2 separate regions of the Homo sapiens genome follow, and region 2 is linked to region 1. A link is a loop called in an ENCODE intact Hi-C map of the cell type or tissue named here. Cell type or tissue: PC-3. All regions are shown on one strand. Links, peaks and the distances in the headings refer to the core of each region. The heading gives the core; the rest is flanking DNA. Region 1 has its middle 380 kb from the start of STEAP1. Region 2 overlaps ZNF804B (zinc finger protein 804B).

The links. Hi-C counts contacts between places; a loop is a spot of excess contacts. Peaks named below come from ENCODE experiments on the same cell type or tissue, not always from the same donor. Only the 100,000 strongest peaks of a DNase experiment are listed, where the experiment ranks them.
Region 2: it touches region 1 in a loop (4-fold over the local background); 1 of 110 quality-filtered maps calls a loop at or near these places.

What each region holds. Positions count from the first base shown.
Region 1 is chr7:89,769,388-89,773,797 of GRCh38, reverse strand. No RefSeq gene overlaps it. Among named protein-coding and RNA genes, the nearest start is that of STEAP1, 380 kb to the left of the region's middle. In PC-3, for the core only: CTCF peaks have their summits at 2,393 and 2,593; no DNase peak of the experiment used is centred there; H3K27ac peaks cover 411 bases.
Region 2 is chr7:89,335,544-89,339,953 of GRCh38, reverse strand. It overlaps ZNF804B (zinc finger protein 804B), which reads right to left. Exons shown (of 4, transcript NM_181646.5): 4 at 1,426-4,410. The coding sequence ends at 2,922. Among named protein-coding and RNA genes, the nearest start is that of TEX47, 540 kb to the right of the region's middle. In PC-3, for the core only: no CTCF peak of the experiment used is centred there; no DNase peak of the experiment used is centred there.

The sequences.
Region 1 (4,410 bases), core at 336-4,335:
ACTGGATTTTTAGTGATAGACATTCCATTATAGGGTATGCCTGTGAAACGTAAGTATCCTTGTCAAAAAAAATAAGGAGAGCATACAATTATGCTAATTTGACAGGCCTCAGTAAAGATGCTTTGCCTCTCAATTTTATTTTTTTTCTTTCCACTTCTTTGGAAGCCACAGGATCTTGAGGTTTAGAAGTCACCATATTAAATTAGACTTAACTAGAAGAGGAATACAAACTACTGCTAAATTTTTCATGTTCAAATCTTTTCACACATCCATTGTATAGTTTAACAAAAATATTGCCATTTCATCTGATGTCAGGGGTTCGAGACAAGCCTGGCCAACATGGTGAAACCCCGTCTCTACTAAAAATACAAAAATTAGCCGGGCGCAGTGGTGGGCACCTGTAATCCCTATTACTAGGAAGACTGAGGCAGGAAAATCGCTTGAACCCGGGAGGCAGAGGTTGCAGTGAGCCGAGATCATGCCACTGCACTCCAGCCTGGATGACAGAGTGAAACCCTGCCTCAAAATAAATAAATAAATAAATAAATAAATAAATAGAAATAAAAATAAAAAAAATTGCCATTTTTTTTTTTGCTAAAGAAGTATTTTGCTGTTTAAATAACTACTAACTTGATGGAACTTTGTATATAGTACAATCTGATACAAGAAAGAACAAAGACAAATGAAAGAAGTTCAAAGCCTGAACTCCTGTTTTTTACAGCATGGCTTACTTGGAAGTACAGAGAAAATGTAACTTTCGGCCATTATGTATTTTGCAGGTGCAAAATGTATAATTTGTTCACTATTGAGCACACTTAAAAAATGTTTTCCTTCCCCATTGCTGATCCCCCTGGCACATTTATATTGCAGTTCAAATTGTGTAGTCTTTAAAGACCACATTCATATCAAATCGTAGTTTTAGAAAAGGCTGAATATAGAGATTTTGTCTGTTGTGATAATCTCACATTAAACTAACAAAAATAATTATGTTGAATTGCATTTCTTACATTCTTTCAAGCTGTTGAAAATAGGTTACAATCAGAATCAAGAAGATTTGATTGCTTAAAATATTGCATTTCTTCATTCAATGAATTTTTATTGCATCCACTGCATACCAGGCAGTATTCAAAACTGAGCCAAACCTAAAAGGGCAATGGAATAATTTTTCTCTGATATTAAATGTCATTTGTACTGTACTGAAGTGTACTTTTACAATGTATGTTTTCATTAAGAATGGAAAAAGAAACAACTTGCTGAAAAAGTAGAATGAAAATAATCACAGTTAATGTGTATCTACCACACCCTAAAAACCTAGGGTTTATAGAGTTGCTTTGTTCCTTTGGTTGATTTATTTATTTAAATAATCTGGTTTAGTCACGAAGCAGCTTGTTGACCTTGAGTAAATCATTCAACTTCCTTGACTTCAATTCCTTATATGTGAAATGAAATGTTTGCTAAGGTCCTTTTACCTGCATGCTTTTAAGATTTCTTTGGTTTCTTTTCTAGATTTGATGTTATTGTCTAACTCAAATCCTAATCATTCAAACAATATTGCTTCTGTAGGAATTATTAGCTTTTGTTTCAAAAACAAAATGCGTTCAATTTCATGAATTCACTGATACCTACACTGGGATGAAGGACATCACTGAATGTGATGAACAATTTCTTAATCTTCTAGGGAAACAGTGATTATATTGCCATCTTATCAGAGAGTTGTCATACAGTGACTTCTGAGTAATTTAATTTTTGCCAAATTAATTTTCATATGCCATGGTACCACTGGAAATGACATTCTCATTTAAAATGGGATAGAAACTTGTATAATTTACCTAGTCATTTGAGAATTTTTAACGTAGAAATTGGGAAAGCTCGGCTTCTGAAACTCTGAGTGGGATAGTTCTAAATGTTTTCAAACTGTAACATTAAGAATGTTTTAAATACATAATTCTCCTTGGGTTTAACTAATTATGGCAGCTTAAGTATTTTCTGTATTTCAATTTTGCAGCAGACCCAAGACCTAATATTTCTACCAGTCACCATCAGTGATTACTAGAGGGTGTTTATAAATAAGTATTTGAATCTTCTGCTCTGTCTCAAAGTACAATCTAGGTCAAAGTGTAACCATGGTTCAGGAGCATCCTCCATCTTTACAGTTAGCCAATTTTCACATGAAAGAACTTTTATTGATCTATAAAACTAACATAGGAATGATTTTGAAATTTAATTAAGTATCTTGAAGTAAATGCTCCTGAAGATGAAGTCGAATATCTCTATGCATGTAGCTTCCCGGCCAAGAGCAATTTACAAGATTATAGGATCTGGGCCACTTTGCCAGCACCATGATTCACTTGACTACCTAGGAGACTGTTAACAGCTTCTTAATGGCTCTGCTAGCTGGCCAAATCATATACATTTAAGGTAAATGTAAACACACACACACACATTACTTTTTCCTGTTAGTCACCTCATAAGATTTTTTTTTTTTTTTTTTGCAGATACTCTGTATATTTAGGTTTCCAAACCCTAGACTAAAGTTGAAAATAATTTTGCTCTCAAGAAATTATCTAAAAATACTTTATGCCTCCAGTGTGGGGAGCTGAAGAGCTGAAGAACAGAAGTCAAAGAGAGATTTTTTTCCTCTACTACTTTTTCCGCCTTTTATAGAAAAGTTCTATAAATTCAAATGTGGATGTATGAAAAATTAATTAGGAATGGCTGGATAATTTGGTTGTGGTGACTCATTCACCATAAATATATTGTCAGGTAATTCTGTTAAAAAGAGAGAACTAAAATGTTTTCATAGCCAAAAATGTAATTAAAGAAACAATCACTATTTTGTTCTTCTAGAAATCCATTTATTTCTCTTTAATATTCAGATTCTCACTGAAATCTGTGATATAATAACATTTTAGACTTTAAGAAACATGATTCTCCTGACAATAAGAGAATGGTTTCCTGAATCAGTAGGATTCTGAATTGAAAGGCAAAAACGATATTCCTAAGGGCCATGTGTAGGAGAGAGGTCCACTGAAGCCTAATGCTTGAAGCAGGGGAGGGTGCTTTCATTTGAAATAGTTGAACTCCAGGAGCCACTGGAGTACATTGTTTTGCATAGACTATTCTCCTTACCATCATCTTGGGAAAAACTACCTCTTCCAGAGTTTTTGTGAGGTCCACAAAAGTACATGACAAACTCAAACACTTTGTCACCGGTTCTAATTTGGTCTTCCTGGATCCTAATTGATAGTTTGCTGTTTATGTTAAAGCTTATTTTTATTTACATAATTTTTTTGTTTACATTTTATTTTCGATGTGTACAATTCGGTGGCTTTTAGTATATTTACGAAGTTGTACAACCATCACTATTATCTAATCGCAGAACATGTTCATTACCCCAAAAGGAAACTCCATATCCCTTAGTCATTTCCCATTCCCCTCTCACTTCAGCCCCTAGCAACCATTAATCTTTGTTGCCACTACAGAGTTGACAATTCTGAAGTTTCATATAAATGAAATTTACATTTAGCATGATGTTTTCAAGGTTCAACCATATTTTAGTATGGAATCATTACTTCATGCCTATTTATGACCAAATGATATTCCACTCTTCAGATGTACCAAATTTTGTTTATCCATTCATTAAGTGATGAACCTTTGGGTTGTTTCCACTTTGAGGATATTATGAATAATGCTGTTATGAACATTCATTTACAGGTGTTTTTTTGGACTTATGTCTTCAGTTCTTTTAAGTATATACCTGGAAGTGGAACTGCTCTCAGTAGGTCATATGGTAATTCTATGTTTAACTTTTCAAGGATTGCCAAACTATTTTCCAGAGTGGCTTCACCACTTTACATTTACAGCAACAGTATATGAGGGCTTCAATTTCTCTATATTCTCAACAACTCTTATTGTTGGTGGTATCTCATTGTGATTTAAATAGCTTTATTGGGGAATAATCAATATACACAAAACTGCGCATATTTAATGTGCAATTGATGAGTTTGGACATATGCACACATTTCTTGAAAGCATCCCAGCAATCAAGGTAATAGACATACCCATCACCTCTAACACTTTCTCATGGCCCCATCTTTTTGTGGTAAGAACACTTAACATAATATCTACTTTCTTAATAAAATTTTACATTCACATTACAATATTATTAGGTATGGGCACTAGGTTGGTACACAAATCTCTAGAACTTGCTTATCTTACAGAACTAAACTTTACACCTATTAAACAATTCCCCATTTGGCCCTCCCCCAGGCCCATGGCACACTAGTCTACTCTCAGCTTCTATGAGTTTGGCTATTGCAAATACCTCATGTAAGTGGAATCATGCAATACAGGCATACCTTGGGGATGTTTTGAGTTCAGTTTCAGACCACCACGATAAAGTGAATATTG
Region 2 (4,410 bases), core at 316-4,315, 430 kb after region 1:
TTTTATAAAATGTCTACCTAAGCAAAAACTCTGGGAATTGGAGACTTTTTAAATCATTCTCTATATTCTAATCACTTCCAATATTTCATTTATAACGTCTTAAAGATGAACCTTAAGTTTACCTTTGCATTTTTATAGGCCCATTGTATTTTTTTTCTTGCTGAATTTGGCAGGCAATTATTAAGAAGATGAACATTCCCAAATTTTCAGTGCTTCATACAAAGCATTTATTTCATTTACCTCGAATCCAATGATGCTATCTGATGCTAGACTGGTTCATAATCTGTAAGAAAGACATATAGATAGATAAATGTGTGTTTGTGCATGCATGTGTGTGTACTTGTGTGGAAAGATTTCACAGCCTTTCTTAAGCATTTAGAGCTTAAGACAGATTTTTTAAAAACTGCCTCCATGAGCCACTTGTGAAACAGTAATCCCATAAAGAAAATTAACCTGTAAATATCAGGCAATAGTCATAAAATAAATTTAATGCTAAAAGTCACCTGTCAAATAATTATGTAAATGGAAGGAAACACTGCTAAAAATACAATCCATCACAGTGACAATTTTTTTAAAATCGAACTATTTTAGGGTTCAATATATATTAAAATTTTTTTTTTCCCAAAGTGTGTTTATCTCAAGGTAAAATGGAAAATAAAACAGTGTTTCAGCCTACAGTTACTGATTTGGGGGGAAGTAAGTTGCATAATTGCATCTTTCCTCACGTGATGCCACAACTTTTCCAATTTCTCACCCTGGAGTACAAATTATCTTTTATTTAAAGGGAGATGTTTGCTTTCCACATAGTCCAAATTAGTTTGTCCAGTGAACACCTCATCACTGTTAATACAAGATGGAATAGTCACTTCCATGTCATCCGTTCATATCAATCTGTCTTTGTTAGTCAAAATTAAGTGCTCAGTAGAGGTGCTCGGGTCTAACCTTCTGAGAGTTTAAATTGTCACCAAGGCAATTATAAAAATCAATCAAGTGGTCAGTGTTTTTTATAATAGGACATCTAGTGAGTTTCCATGATTACTCTATCTTGGCTCTGCATCAGCTTTGTAATTTGCTTTAGGAAATAATTATCCACAGGACTTAAAAAATCTGCTAGACCATTTGTCATCCATTTTATAAGAAATATTTCGTTTGTCTTGCTTCTTTTTGGATTTACTCAATGTTCATCAGTGATCTTTTATAATCATTTTTATGGAATTCCATGCAAGTATAGCTCCTTGCTATTTGATGGTTTTTCTTCATTTCTCCATTCATTTTAAATTTAGATTCTGTCAGTGTTATGTACCAGTCAGAACTCTCATCTCACAAGTTTCTAGTGATATCTTGGGAACTGCAGTTTTTCTTTCTGTTAAAATTTCAAATTTACTTTATCTCCTTTTATTCTTTTTCTTCCCTCCACCCTTTCTTTCTCTTTCTCTCTCACCAGTCTCTCCTGAATCAACGATGTCCTTTCCTACTGTTTACCAAGTATTTAGTATTTAACCTTTCTATTTCATTTTCCTTATCTGTAATGAGGAATGATAATACTGATTTCAAAATACAGTTGTGAAAATTAAAGAAGATAATGCAAACAAGTGGATAGGGTAACTGTACCTGAATCACAACAAGCCTTAAATATAGCTATCTTCCTTTTGCAGCCAAGGCTGAAGAAGACATCCTCTAATCTTCTAGTGGTAGAGGAGTTTGCATCTTCGTATAGACAGCATTAGATAAATGATTACCTCCATTTCTGTTAAGTTTGATTTTCTCTGAAACTCATGCTTAAGAACATAAAATAATAAACCTAACTGTAGGATTATGCACCAATATAGATGTATGAAATGCAAATTTTGGCGGCCAAAAACCATTTTGAATGAATGTTTGAAATTATTTGCAACATTACATGGATGGTGAATTTATTCATCATTATTCATTGTTTCATAAATATCTAGTACAATTGAATAAAACACACCAGATATTTAATAAGATATCCTCAATAAACATGTAAAAACACTGACATTTTCAAACCTTTACCTCTATCCTTATACATGTATTGGCTGAACGTAGTAAAATTTTTGAGTAGAAGAATAATAAACAATATTTTAGTTCCTGTTATATTTGACAGATTGACCAATATATTTAAAAGGTTATTCTGAGCACGTTTTATTTTTGAGTTTGCATTATCAAATACTAATGATAGTTTGTATATGTTTTTATACAAAAGTTAAACATTCTTAGTTTTAGATTTTGCTGATTCTTACAATTACAAAATTATCTTGACATAGATTTGTGTGAAATGAAGATAATTTATTTTTCACAGAAACTCAAAAGTATAATCTATAAAGATTGTTTTTCATTAAAATGTAATTTTCAACCTAAATTAATCAGAAAATGTCTTGTTCTTATTTCCTATGAAAATACAGTAACAGACTACATTAATTGAAAACTTAGTCAATAGTTAACGACATAAATTACTTTAAATAATTGCTTCATTTCACTGACCTTTTATTATCTAACAAATAAGCCAAATCAACACTCATTCATTCACACAACAAATACTTAGAACGCAGGGTGCCATATTTCATTTGATTTTTCTTTTTAATTTTAATGCTCTGCTTGAATGTTTTCTGTTGCTATTTTATAACATTATGCGAGAACCCATCCAAAACAAATCTTTAACTCTTTCCCTCTTCCCTCTACGCTTTCATAAAATTATTCAAATTTGCCTATTATTTTGGCAAGCTAAAAAATTATTAAAATGCTCTTGTTTTAGTATTAGCAATTCAGATCATATTTATATATTTGTCACATTTTGAATTGGCAGCAATATTTTAAATCTTATAATTGACAGACTTCTTTAAATGTATGATTTTATAGGTAGTGACAATTAAAAAAATTATCCACAGGAGGGGCTTTAACACTTATTAGTTCAAGTGTGTGGACACATTTAAGGCCTCTTTCACTTCATTTAGCTGTTGCATCTGGCTAGAGCAAGAATGATGGCAAAAATCTTGACCTTGGAATACTGGTTGGATTAAAGGATTCAAGTGGATGATAGAAGTTGTGGCTGGATTTAAGTGAGGACCAAACAATGTAGGAATAAATGCTGTAGGGGGCAGAGGCTGAAGTGTTATGTGAGATGGGTGGAAGGGGGTAGCAGCTACTAAATGCAGGGGATGACCTGCTAAGAAAGTGGGGTGTGCAGGGATAATGGTTGGAGTCAGAGTCGAAAATGAAATAGGACTGAAATGTGCCTGTGAAAGAGGATGTAGATGAGCAATAGGGAGGTGACTGCTATGAGAACTTAAGGAAGCAGAAACAGCAAAATGCTGCAGGAACGTGTGGTGGATGGTGGTGATAGAAGTGTGCTGGTGAACTGGAACTGTCTGTACGGTTGAGGCCGGAGAGAAGGCAGTAGGCCCTGCAGCAGGCAAAACTCGAAGATGCTTTGATAGGAGTTGCTTCTGCATATGCTGCTGGGCTTGTAGCTGTAGGATCTTATATTTATCTATTTCGTCAGGAGAAAATGTTATGGGCTGTTGAATTAAAGGGGGAGAGATAGATTTATGACACATTTCTAATCCGTCTTCGACTTTGTCAGGTTTCTGCATAGTTCTGTCATAGTAAGAGTTTATATTTCCCTCTACATGATTTATATGCATGCTTACATCCTGTAAGTCTAGATTTATTTGGTCTTCTTGGGTCTCTGTTGAATCAGTCACACCAGTATATTTATTAGACGGAAAAGCACCAGGGAATTCATTTGGTACTGGGTCACAGCTTTGAATAAAAGGTTGGATTTCACTAATTAAAGGTTTTGATTGTTCTTTTGTTGTTGCATCCCTTTTTATGTTTAGTGACTGAGACTCTGTTACTAGGTGAATTATACCTTTAGAAAGATGGTTATCACAATCAGTGTCTGCTAAAATTGTAAAATTATTTGTGTGTGAACTTTTGCTTTTGTCTTTCTCCGTAGTCCTTGGAATTGCACTGTCTTGATCATTTCTGCTCTCACTTGCATACTGTATTTTTTCAGACAAAGGCAATGCTTGTCTGTTACAGCCTGATGGTGCAAGTTGAATTGTGCATGGGACTTGCGAAGGAGCCTCTAATTCACTTTTACAACTGTTTGAAGAGATCTCAACATTACTTGATTGTTCTTGACATTTCTTGGCTTGTACTCTTTCTAAAAGGATTTTTGCTGTTAGAGGGGTCCTCTCTCCTTCTGCAGTGTTTGATTCTGTGGTTTCTGAAGGGCCACTGGAACAGTTCTTTAGAAGGCAGCTGATATTCCCGGAGTTACACTTCATGGGCCTGACTTTTCCCAGATCACAAATGTGAGGGCTGCCCAAAGACTCTTGATTTCTCTTGCTTTTATTCAAGTAATACATTTTCTCTATTGAGTAAGAGTCC